Linked DNA regions of Homo sapiens: region 2 is linked to region 1. Evidence: chromatin contacts called from ENCODE Hi-C or POLR2A ChIA-PET data. All regions are on one chromosome and are shown on one strand. The core of a region is the stretch at or near the end of the contact, and the rest is flanking DNA. Distances in the headings are between cores, read along the strand shown. Region 1 overlaps IBA57 (iron-sulfur cluster assembly factor IBA57). Region 2 overlaps OBSCN (obscurin, cytoskeletal calmodulin and titin-interacting RhoGEF).

Region 1 (6,076 bases), core at 1,708-4,207:
ACAGACCCTTTTTCTTACTTTTCTCAAACCAAGGTGTTCACCCAAGACGTTCAAAATTTAAACACTGAATCTCTAAATGGAAACTAAGAAGACTGACAGCACCAAGCGCTGGCGAGGACGCAGTATGACAAGAACCTGGCACACTTCTGGTGGGAATGTAAATGCTGCACTCACTCCGGGAAAATGTCTGGCAGTTCCTAGCAACACTGAGTTTTCCTGCCCTGTGGCCCAGAGCTCCACCCCAGGGGCTTACCAGAAAGACAGGAAAATGTATGTACACACAACCTGTGCAAGTGTGGAGATGCAGAGACCCCTGAATAAGAACAGGCAAACATTCCTTATTCCCAGCTTGCTAAAGTAAGGGAATCAGTCGCCATCACTCATATTGGGTGGAGATGCCCAGGCTGGCCAGAGGAGTGGGAGAGCTTCCAGGTGAGACAGGGACGGCTCCAGGTGAGCCCTGATGGAGTCTGTGGCCTGGGGAACTAGAGGCAGCTCACAGGAGTGGGCCTCCCATGAGATTGGTGAAGGAAGTGTCTGCCTCCATTTGTGCTGCTACAAGAGAATACCTGAGGCTGACTCATTTACAAGGAACAGAGGTTTATTGGCTCACGGTTCTGGAGACCGGACAGTCCAAGATCCAGGAACTGGCCGACTTGGGAATTCCACCTCCAAGATGGTGCTTTGAACACTGGAGGGCAAGAGAGGCACAAGCGGGCTGGACTTACCCTTTCATAACATTAACTCCGCCCTTGGAGAGTGGAGCCCTCACAGCCTAATCACCTCTTACAGGCCCCATCTCTTAACACTGTTAGAATGGCAATTCAATTTCAACATGAAGTTAGCACAGTGCCTCATGCCCCAATCCCAGCTACTTGGGGACAAGAGTTGAAGACCAGCATTTAAAAACAAAAAATTTTAAAAATTAGCATGCACCTGTGGTCCCAGCTACTCAGGAGGCTGAGGTGGGAAGATCACCTGAGCCCAGAAATTCAAGACCAGCCTGGGCAATGCAGTGAGAACCCCATCTCTACAAAAAGTAAAAAAAAAAAAAAAAAATTAGCTGAGTGTGATGACTCACACCTGTAGTTCCTGCTACTCAGGAGGCTGAGGCAGGAGAATCATCTGAGCCCAGAAGGTTGAGGCTGTAGTGAGCTGTGTTTATGCCACTCCACTCCAGCCTGGGCAAGAGTGAGACTCTGTCTCAAAAAAAAAAAAAACACTCCCAACTACGATTTTGAGTTTGTTCATTTCTCCTTGAAGGACTGGCTTTTAAATTCCATGGTCTTCCCTCTATAGTTTGGAAGATATATTTCCATTCTTTTAGAGATTATCTGAAAACTCTGATAAGCCTTGTAACAGATGCTGAAGTCAGTGTCCGTGCCCTCCTTCCGACCAGTAGGGGGACTTTAGAACACTGTAGGTTTGGGCACCTCTCTCCCAACTCAACATGTGGCATCTTTTTTATAAACTCCAAAAGTAGGCATTCTAAGTAGAAGCTTCTAGATGTGGTGTTTTAGACATGCCCACAAATCCACCTTCCTGCCTATTCACTCCTTCTTCCATCTCCAGCTTCCCCACAGGATCCCTCGCCAGAAGCCCAGACATGCCTTAGACGCTCTAGGCTCTGCTGGCAGCAAACTCCGGAGTGAGGGCAGTTTCGTGGTATGAAAATGCGTTTAGCCCTCTTTTTTTTTTTTTTTTTTTTTTTTTTTTTGAGACAGAGTCTCATTCTATTGCCCAGGCTGGAGTGCAATGGCACAATCTTGGCTCACTGCAACCTCTGCCTCCTGGGTTCAAGTGATTCTCCTGCCTCAGCCTCCCGAGTAGCTGGGATTACAGGAATATGCCACCACACCCAGCTAATTTTTATATTTTTAGTAGAGACAGGGTTTCACCATGTTGATCAGGCTGGTCTTGAACTCCTGACCTCAGGTGATCCACCTGCCTTGGCCTCCCAAAGTGCTGGGAATACAGACGTGAGCCACTGCGCCTGGCCCCTCATTCTTGAAAGACGGATTTTCTGGGTACACAATTCTAGGCTATCACTATTTTCTCCCAGGACTTTGAAGATATTATTTACTATCTTTCTGGCTTCCACTGTTGCTTTTAATCAACTACTTATTTTCTTCTTTCCAGATAATCTCTTTCTTTTCTGCCTTAAGATCTCTTTGTCATGAGATTCTGTACTTTCACCAAGACGTGACTGTTTGGGTAGAGCTTTTTAACTATGCTGCTTGGGAGCTGCTGGTTCCTGAACCTAAGGAGCAGGGGCTCCTGTTGGTTTGGGAAAGTTCTCAGCCGTATTTCTCTGAATACTTGCCTCCACCCCATATTCTCTTTCCCCTCCTTCTGGAATTACTCGTAAATTGCGGATGTCATACTAAACTCTCCATCTTCTTGTCTCATCCCATCTCATATTTTCCAGCTCTGTCTTTCTGTGCTGCACTTTGGGTCATTTCTTCAAACAGTTCCCGATTCTTCAGGAAACACATCATGGAATATTTTTTAGAGTATTTTATTTTTATTTCAACAAGTTCTCTTTTTAAAATCTGCTTGGTCATTTTTATAGTCTCTTGCTTCCTGTGCATAAATTGTTTTCTTTAAATATATTAAACATCCTCATTCCATGTGATGTGTCTGCTTACTCTAAGATCAGAACATTGGTGTGTGTGCTTCTGTCTGCCTTTCTGCTGGGCCTTGTTTATGGTACTGTGTGTGTGTGTTGACAATTTCTTTCCTGTACCTTAGGATGTTTTGGTATCTCAAAAAAAAAAAAAAATTCCACCTTCTGGCTGGGAGACTGCCCCTCCCAGGCCAGCCAGTCCTTACAGATAAGGGCCCAGCTGGGTGTGCGCGCCTCCGCAATGCAGCCTCACCAGTCCAGAGCCCACCTCTATCTGGCCAGAGCACTCTGGCAGCCAGGGACCACTCCTACAGCTTGGAGCCCATGGAAATCACTCCAGCTGGCCAGCCGCACATCTGCCCTGCCTTGCCTTTCCTGGGGAAGTGCCAGGAAAGGTCTAGCAGAGGCTCTCCCAGGCTCCTGCCTCTCCTCTCGGGCTGCGCTTGACTGACCGCCTCATACAAGAACACAGAACAGGGAGCTTGTCTCCTTGGGGATTAGAAGATGATGATGATAATGATTTTACAATGAACGTATACTTCTTAGGATGTTTTCTATCTAAGGCCTGATTTGGAGGTGGGTTTCTCACAGTTTCTACACTGTCTGCCGGGCTCTGGAAATACTACCAACTGCAACTTCTCTTCTTTTTTATTCTTTCTTTGTTTTAAGACAGGGTCTTGCTCTGTTGCCCAGGCTGGAGTGCAGTGGCACAATCACAGCTCACTGCAGCCTCAACCTCCTGGGCTCAAGTGATCCTCGCACTTCAGCCTCCCGAATAGGTGGGACCACAGGTGTGGACCACCATGCCTGGCTAATTTTTTTTTTTTTAAGAGACAGAGTCTTGATATGTTGCCCAGGCTGCTCTCAAACTCCTGGGCTCAAGCAATCCTCCTGCCTCGGCCTCCCAAAGTGCTGGGATCACAGGCATGAGCCACCACACCCGCCCATATCTGGCTTTGAAAGGAAAATACAAGCATGCTTTCCTAAAGATGCACCATATACACTGTGTTAAGTAAAACAGCTCAGAAACAGACAGTCAAACACCACACGTCCTGCCTCATAACCAGGAGCTGCCCAACAGGCAATGTGGGCTCAGAAAGTGGAAGGCGGATGTGGGGGACTCTAACGAGGGGAGGCAGGAGGTGTGAGGGTAAGAAGCCCAGACTGCACCACCATGCACTATACCCACATAACACAACTGCACCTTATGCCTTGAATTCACACACACACACACACACACGAACTTCCTATGTTTTTACAACACAAACTAAAGCAGACAGGAAAAGCAGTGTGCAGTTTTGGAGCGGCTACACCAGCTCTCAGCAGATCCCAGTGTTCCTGAACACAAAGCTCTGACCCTGCCGATGCGCTTTAGGGCCTGCTTCCAAGGTCCTAAAGGCCAGGCCTTTCTGAGAGGACTAAGGACATTTTGGTGAAAACTGATTTGGTTTGTATGACAGAGGGGCTCTTTTGTTGACTGACACTTTCCTTTTTAAAGACACAGAAGAGGCTGGGCACAGTGGCTCATGCCTGTAATTGAGACCATCCTGGCCAACATGGTAAAACCCCATCTCTACTAAAAATACAAAAATTAGCCGGGCATGGGGCATGTGCCTGTAGTCCCAGCTACCCAGGAGGCTGAGGCAGGAAAATCACTGGAACCTGGGAGGCAGAGGTTGCAGTGAGCAGAGATTGTGCCACTGAGCTCCAGCCTGGCCAACAGAGCAAGACTCCATCTCAAAAAAAAAAAAAAAAAAAAAAAAGGACACAGAAGAACACGAAATGTGTTTGATCTGAACCAAGTATTTTGAGATCCTGACACCTGCAGAGACCTGAAGACACTGAGGGGGCACAGGATGGCTCAGGCGGCACCTCACTCTGGAGTGGAGTGCTTCCTTCCTGGCTCACCTCCTAGCCCTCACCCAGCCACACCCACGGGACAGGCTAGGATGCTCCCAGATGCTGCAGCACTCAAGGAGGCCCCACTGGAAAAGCCAGGCAACTTCAGGCAGATGACAGAGCCGGGACACTTTGAGCTCGAGGCACAGACCCTCATTCCAGGGGTGCATGCCCCTCATGCAGGAGACACCAGCTCTTGGTGACACAGGCCACAGGCACCCACTCCTGGCTGAGCTGGAGAGAAAACTGGCTGGGAAGCTGATCAAATGTCTCCATGCCAGTTTAAAGCAGCAGCCAGTGGGGCTGAAAAGGTTGCAGGGATGCTGGTCTGGAATCCATCCTGCGCTGGGCGCTTCCAGACCATGACCTGTCCAAGAGGGGCTGAAGGCCACCGGCTCTCAGGACCGCAGGGGTCAGGGCCACCTAGCTGTTTCCTTGCCCATAGGAGAGCTGACTGCAGCGGGTGAGGCTGGACGGCCCCTCTCTTCCCTCCAGCTGCAGCCGCTTCCTCCCGTCCATCCGCTCTACACCCTCCTCCTGGGTGATCACAAACTACACTGCAGCTCAGAGCTGCCTTTAGACCCCTGACCCCAAAACCGCCATGGCTGCAGATTTCTAGAGAGCACCTGTGGCCCCCCAGGATGGCGGCACAGGCTCCCTGCCTGCTTGGCCCTCTGTGGCCACCCTAACGTCCAGCTTGGTGGCCCAAACGCCTGCCCCCCAGGCCCTGCGCCCTGCAGCCGACAGCTCACAGCCATGGGGCTGTCCTTTGCAGACTCGGCACCCACGTGCCCAGCCTGGGCCTCTGAGGCCTCCCCTGCTGGCCTGCAGCCATGCCAAGTGCTTCATCTGGTAGGTCTGGGCGTTCTCAAAGGAGCGCTGTTCCCGGGGTCCAGTCAGCCAGATCACAAAAACTAAGCCCCCACCTCCCTCTCCCCCAAATGAAACCAGAGCTCCCAAGGGGCTGCCTGTGGCTCACTCTTTAATAGATGCCCTGAAACATAGAGCTCACACTTCAGTGGGAAGGGGGAAGCCAGTGGGTGAACAGGAGGCTGTGCCCCGTGACTGACAGCAAGTCACTCTCACTGCAAACACAGGCTATGCCAAAACCCAGCACACACAGGCAGAACTCTGCCCTGCTGGCTCCTGAGCCCTGCGCTGGCCCCCACCCCACGCTCCTGGAGGGCTCTGAGGAGGAACAGAGGTGGGGAAACATGGGAGATGGGCACAGCCTTCCACAAGCCTCCAGCATGGGATACCTAGTGGCTCATCCCTGTGTGCTTCTCGATGTGTAGACACCCACATGCCACCTGATCCAATGCCCCAGACCCCTCTAGACCACGCATAGCCCCACCCTGAGACATGCTGGAAGCAAGCACAGTGAAACAACTCCCAAAGCCCGAGCCCCAGCCTGCAGACCCTGGACACCACCCCGCTTCCAGGCACAGGGACCAACCCCCCATGAGGCTCATGCCAGGCAGAGTGGGGTACAAGGCCCGGAAGCTGCCAGTGCTGGCCAGAGACACCGTCCCGTCCTCCCAGACAACCCTG
Region 2 (6,049 bases), core at 2,521-5,020, 90 kb before region 1:
AGAGGGTGCCAAGCTGAGTGTGGTCTGTTGTCCCCAGCTCAGGGACAGGGTGGAAGGGAGATGGATATCAGAAAGACAGGTGGACACATGGTGATGACCAAGGGGCCCAGCACAGGCTTACAGAGATCTAGGGCCCAGAGCACAGAGACAAGCCCCCACCACCCAGTACACGCTCTCCAGTCACTGCCGGGCCCTCCCATGGCCCAGCACCCACAGAGGAGTCAGCAGATCACATTAGACCAGACCCAGACCCCCACCCCAAGGACATCACACCACTGTCCCCACCACCCAGACAGAAATCATCACATCTGACCAGACCCGGACCCCAGACCCCCGAGGACATCACGCTACTGTCCCTACCACCCAGACAGGGGTCCTCACATGAGACCGGACCCAGACCCCAGACCCACACCCCAAGGACATCATGCTACTGTCCCTACCACCCCCGGCTCAGCCACTGCAGGGCACACACCATGGTCAACTCAGCCCATGGGCCTGCTCTAGTCTCATGACATAAGGACACTGGCCTGAGAGCTGCTGGGGAGAGCTGGGGACACAGATTCTGAGGCCTACATAGAGGGAAGGTGCCAGGGCCCACAGCACCTTGGGCCGCCCAAACATGCCCTTGTAGTTTCACACCCGACACTCAGCATCACCTCCATTTTGCCTAACCCTGGCACCCACCAGCCACATGCAGATGGAAGGAGAGCCGCTGGCCCCCAGCCTCGCAGCTGTACTCCCCGGCGTCCGCCTGGCCTGCCTCCTGCACCACCAGCCTCCGTGTGCAGCCCACGGCCTCCACACGCATTTTCGAGCTGGAGCTCAGCTTCTTCCCGTCCTTGTACCACATAACCTCCGTCTGGGCTTGGGCCACCTCGCAGCTCAGCATGGTGCTGGTCCCTGCCTCAGCCTGCACCTCCCTGTGCACCGGCTGATCCTTGGCAAACACCACCTGCTCCTTGGCAAACACCGCCTTGGGCTCTGGGGATGGACAAGGAAGGACATACGAGGTCAAAGATACAGCCTAGGTCAGGAAGACCACCCTAGGATAGGAGGGCCTGGATGAGGAAGTAGGAGAAACAGAACCTTCCCCAGGCTCTGCACTGGCTGCGTGGCCAGGAGAAGTCCTGCCACCTCCCAGCGCAAGAATCACAGTTTGTCTATCCACTGTGCACGGCGCCATGGGCTATCACAGGTGGGGCAGCTATGACAAACCCTCCATGCATGAGCTCCTCCAGGGCAGGGACTAGGGTACCTGCACATGCGGCTCTTCTTCAAGCATGTATGGAGCTTTAAATCCACTTGTCATTTTTCAACCTTGCATCCCCCAAAACCACATTTGTTTGGATTTTGATTGAGACTGAACGTCTTTCATTCTTCCATGGCTTCTATCCACTTTAGATCTTTACTGTCTCTCAAAAGTGTTTCATAGCTTCCCCCACAGAACCTCTCGACATCTTTTATTAGACTGGGATCATAAACATGATGCCTTTGAGGCGTCTGTCAATCTTTTACGTTTTCATTTTCCAACTGCTTGCTGCTAGTCTACATGTACGGAAGTTTCTTCACACAGATCTTGCAAGGGTTGATCTTTCTCAACTCTCTAATAATTTATCTTCTAGGTAAACCGTATATTCTGTCAATTCACTTTTTTCTAACTTTTACACCTTTCGTTTTACTTTCCTCCTAACTGTGCCATCCAATGCTGGATGGAAGTGTTGACCACTGGCTTCCTCATGCTGTCCCCTGGCTCAGAGGCAAAGCTTACAAAGTCTCCCTTTGTGATTTTTGTGTAATACCCTGTGTCAAATTAGGAAAAAAAAACTTTTATTTATACTTTGTTAAGAATTTTATGGCATGATGGATGCTAAATTTTGCCAGACATTTCTTCTGAATATATGAGGTTAAATTTTTATCAAATATGGTACTTTATTCTGAGTTTAAGATAATTACATTGTTTTCAAATTTCAATCACATATCATGATTTTCTAATGTTTTTAACATGAAAGCAGCCCTCATTCCTAGACTATGAATTTCATCATCCTGTATGATTGTCTTGATGTATTGCTGAATTCAGTTTACTAATGTTTTGTTTAAAAAATTGGCCATGATATCCATAATTCTTTGATCTACAATGTGCAAACTTCCTATCTTCTGGCCAGATTTTAGTCATGGCATTAAGCTATCTGCATATAATGAGTTAGAGGGTATATCTTCCTTTTTCCATTCTCCAGAAGAATTTCCATGAACATGGAAGAATTTCTGGCCAGAACGTTTGGAAGAATTTCTCAGTAGGGCCACATGTTTGATGAGAAGATTTTTCGCTACCGGTTCTAGTTTTTACTAGGTTGTAGTAACTGAGATAACTTCAGTAACAGTAGATAACTGCATATAGGTTATCTATTTCTTAAGTCTGTTTTTGGTTTCTAGAAATTATATAATTTGTTAACACTTTTCAAATTTACTTGCAGTGAGTATTTTTGGTATCTACACATTTGTAAACCATTTTAGATATATATAACACCAACTGTTATGTGGTGGCACTCAGGGCTCAGGGTTGGAGTTTGAAGTTAAACTCTCCTAACAAACAATAGGAAAGTAAAGGTCATTCTCAGACTTCCTATGAATCAGCTGGAGAGGGGGCAGGCACAGGACTCATCAAGGAAACAGGATGATGTAAATATGGCTTCCCCAGTCAGCGACTGCTACCACCATAACTTAATTCTACCAGTGTGTCACTGTGCCATAAGCTACTTATTCCTTTTTTTTTTTTTTTTTTTTTTTGGTGTAAAGAAAAAACACAGCTTTATTGGCTCTCAGGAGACAAAACAAACAGAACAAGATATTCATATTAATGCAAACAATGCAACAAATGAGGGGAAGAATCGCCCGGCTGAAGCGAGGCCCGGCGCGGCCGCGGCCGGGGGGCTGAGAAGGGCCTGGGTGCCTGTCGCCCGGGAGCCGAGGTTTCCCGGCCTCCCCTGACCCCGGGCGCCAAGAGCAGTCGGTCCCCCCGGCCTCCCGCCGGCAAAGGGGCCCTGGGGCCCAGGCGTGCGGCCCCTGCGTGGCGGCAGGCGGCCCAGGCCACGCCGGCGCCTAGAGAAGGCCTCCAGTCCAGGCCTCATGGAAGGGCCTGCCTCGCGCGGCCCCTCAACACCCCACAGTGTGGCACTGGAAGGGACCTAAAAACCCACCTGGCTTTCTCCTTTCCCCTTCCCCACGCTTCCCAGGGCCCAATGCCCGCATCTCAGTTTCGCTTTCCGGCAGGGTCAGGGGTGAGAGGGAGGAATTCTCAGGTGTCACCTCCTCACCCGCCTGGAGGCGGAGGCTAGAAACACCAGCTACTTATTCCTATCACTTTTAAATCTATCCAAATTCCAAGGGGAATTCAGACACAGAACATTCTAACAGAATGCAAAAGGAAAGTGAGATTGGCTTCCGAAATGGAATTCCAACGTCACGTGTGCGCACCTGCCAATGTGCTGCTCTTTACTCGTTTTGCACACACTAACGCTGTGGATCTGGGTTTTAGTCAGGGCTCTGACAGGGCTTCTACATCCACAGGGAAGGACAGAAGTGTGTCCCAGAACACTGAAAACTTTGGGAACCCAGTGTTCAGTGTTGATATAATTCCAAATAAGACTGTGTGGCTGGAATTTCCCTACACCCTGACTCAACGAATTAAAATCTCTTTCCACAGGGAGAGCCCTCACATGGGGCCAGATGAGGCCGTGCAGGGACTGCAGGAGTATCCCCGAGGGAGGGACGTCTGGCTTACCGCCATCTCATGCATTAGATAGGACCAGAGTCCTGGACACCTCGGGACATCGGTAGTTTGGAGAAGGTACTGGGAAAATGTGACCCAGCATGTCTGCACAGAAACACCACCCAACATGGACAAGGAGGGCCCTGACCCTTCCGTTCACTCCCTTCCCCACTAAGCAGCCCAGCTCCACCACAGGCATAAAAATAGGAGGTGAGAGGATGGGAGAAGTTGAGGGATGGAGTCTAATGGAAAGCCCACTGGGTCAGCAGTGGTTCTACTCCAGTCACAGCAGCAGCTACAAACAGGGCTCACTCAGCATCCCCAAAGCACTGACCTGCCACCTGCAGGCGGAAGGAGAGCTGCTGACCCCCTGCCTCGCAGCTGTACTCCCCGGCCTCTGCCTGGCCCGCCTGCTGCACCACCAGCCTCCGTGTGCAGCCCACGGCCTCCACGCGCACTTTCGAGCTGGAACTCAGCTTCTTCCCATCCTTGTACCACGTCACCTCTGTCTGGGCCTGGGCCACCTCGCAGCTCAGCGTGGCACTGGCCCCCGCCTCAGCCTGCACCTCCCTGTGTGCTGGCTGCTCCTTGGCAAACACCACCTTGGGCTCTGGGGATGGACAAGGAGGGACACACGAGGTCAAAGATACTGCCCAGGTCAGGAAGACCACCCTAGGGTAGGAGGGCCTAGACAAGAAAGTAGGAGAAACAGAACCTTCCCAAGCTTGGCACTGGCCATGTAGCTGGGAGAAGCCCCACCACCTCCCAGCACAAGAATCACAGTTTCTCCATCCACTGTGCAGTGCCATGGGCTATTCCAGGCGGGGCAGTTGTGACAAACCCTCCGTGCACGAGCTCCTCCAGTGCAGGGACTGGGTTCCTAATGCTTACACAGCTCCCTTCAAGGATATGCTAGGGTCTCCCCATGGGACTGGGCAGGGCGTGTCCTCACTGCAGGGCCCCAGAGTACTGAGGCTTCCAGTCCTGCCACTGTCAGGAGGGTCAGCGTTGGCCTCTGCGGGGAAGGCCTGGGCTTTGTCATGCATTGCCTGGTGACATGCAAGGTGGAGCCCTTTCCACCACTTCTGGCCATTACGTCAGCTCTTCTGGGGTGTCGCTCTTCAGGCTTCTGTCCAATTTTCAGTAGCCTTTTCTGTCTTTTCCTTCCTTATTTTTAGGAACTCTTTATATATTTTAAATGCTAGCAAATGATAACTGTGTATTTGTAAACATCTTACCCATGTCCTTGACCGGCCTTTTCGCTCTCAAATGATGTCTTGACAAATTAAAGTTTTAGTTTTAATGTAGTTAAATATACCATTGTTCCACTGTTTAGTTTTAAGAAATCTTTCCTTTCCCTGAAGTTTTTAGCAATCTATGTTAGCATCTAGAGGCTTTATGGTTTTACCTTTTATACTCTGTGGCCTCTAACCTTCCTGGAACTCACTTTTCAGTGTGAAATAAGTTACTAGTCTAAATTTTTGTAAGGTTAAACAATCAAAGAACTATTTTTTTTTTAGAAGATCATCCTTTCTCCACTGCCTGTGCAGGTGTGAAGGTTAAAAAAAAAACACACAAAACACACACACACAAAAAAAACAAGAAGCAATAAAAGGGAGAATCCATGTATTTGGGTCTGATCATGAGCTCACGATTCTGTCCCTTTGGTCTGACAACTGTCCTTGTGTTGTGCCTGGCTGTCTCCATTCCTGCAGCTGAATGTTCTTGATATCTGGTAGACAAATGCTCACAAGTGGCTCTTCAAGAGTGTGTTACTCCACTTGGCCTTCAGAATCTGCTTCTCAACGTTCACCTCCCCAAAGAGAAACATTTGCTTGGGTTTTGACTGGGCATTAACATATTTGAGTCTTCCATGGGTTTCTATTTATTTAGGTCTTCTTACTGTCTGTCAAAAATGTTTCACAATGGCCAGGCACAGTGGCTCACACCTGTAATCCCAGCACTTTGGGAGGCTGAGGTGGGAGGATTGCTTGAGGTCAGGAGTTTGAGCCCAGCCTGGGCGAAATAGTGAGACCCTGTCGCTACCAAAAAAATTCCTTAAAAAATTAGCTAGGCATGGTGGTGCACGCCTGTATTCTCATCAAGTCAGGAGGCCGAGGTGGGAGGATCTCTTGAGCCCAGGAGGTTGAGGCTGCAGTGAGCCATGATTGCACGACTGAACTCCACTCTGGGTGACAGAGTGAGATCCTGACTCAACAACAAAAATATCTGACAATTTTCCTCCACTGAGGTATCAGACATCTTTACTATACTTGATGCTTT

The links. A loop is a pair of places that touch in the nucleus more often than their neighbours do. ChIA-PET counts read pairs that join two places held with the same protein, here RNA polymerase II (POLR2A). Pooled maps may share reads with other maps.
Region 2: a loop to region 1 is called in a map of tibial artery, with 2.3 times the contacts of the local background. The contact joins two enhancer-like sites. A Hi-C loop is called at or near these places in 6 of 168 maps with a recorded cell type or tissue (CD4-positive, alpha-beta T cell, CD4-positive, alpha-beta memory T cell, aorta and 2 more), 2 of 37 single-sample maps with no recorded cell type and 15 of 50 pooled maps. POLR2A ChIA-PET finds 5 or more read pairs at or near these places in 10 of 52 experiments (AG04450, CD4-positive, alpha-beta T cell, CD4-positive, alpha-beta memory T cell and 7 more).

Annotation. Positions count from the first base shown.
Region 1 is chr1:228,175,797-228,181,872 of GRCh38, reverse strand. IBA57 (iron-sulfur cluster assembly factor IBA57) reads right to left here. Exons shown (of 3, transcript NM_001010867.4): 3 at 1-6,076. Among named protein-coding and RNA genes, the nearest start is that of IBA57, 13 kb to the right of the region's middle. RefSeq lists a silencer at 2,731-3,025. Within about 2 kb of position 2,957, at least 7 of the 41 ENCODE cell types and tissues checked have a DNase peak (open chromatin) inside an H3K27ac peak, as active enhancers do.
Region 2 is chr1:228,266,857-228,272,905 of GRCh38, reverse strand. OBSCN (obscurin, cytoskeletal calmodulin and titin-interacting RhoGEF) reads right to left here. Exons shown (of 116, transcript NM_001386125.1): 19 at 4,101-4,376; 20 at 685-981. It overlaps LOC124904535 (a long non-coding RNA gene), which reads left to right. Exons shown (of 3, transcript XR_007066916.1): 3 at 3,701-6,049. Among named protein-coding and RNA genes, the nearest start is that of OBSCN-AS1, 56 kb to the right of the region's middle. Within about 2 kb of position 3,770, at least 4 of the 41 ENCODE cell types and tissues checked have a DNase peak (open chromatin) inside an H3K27ac peak, as active enhancers do.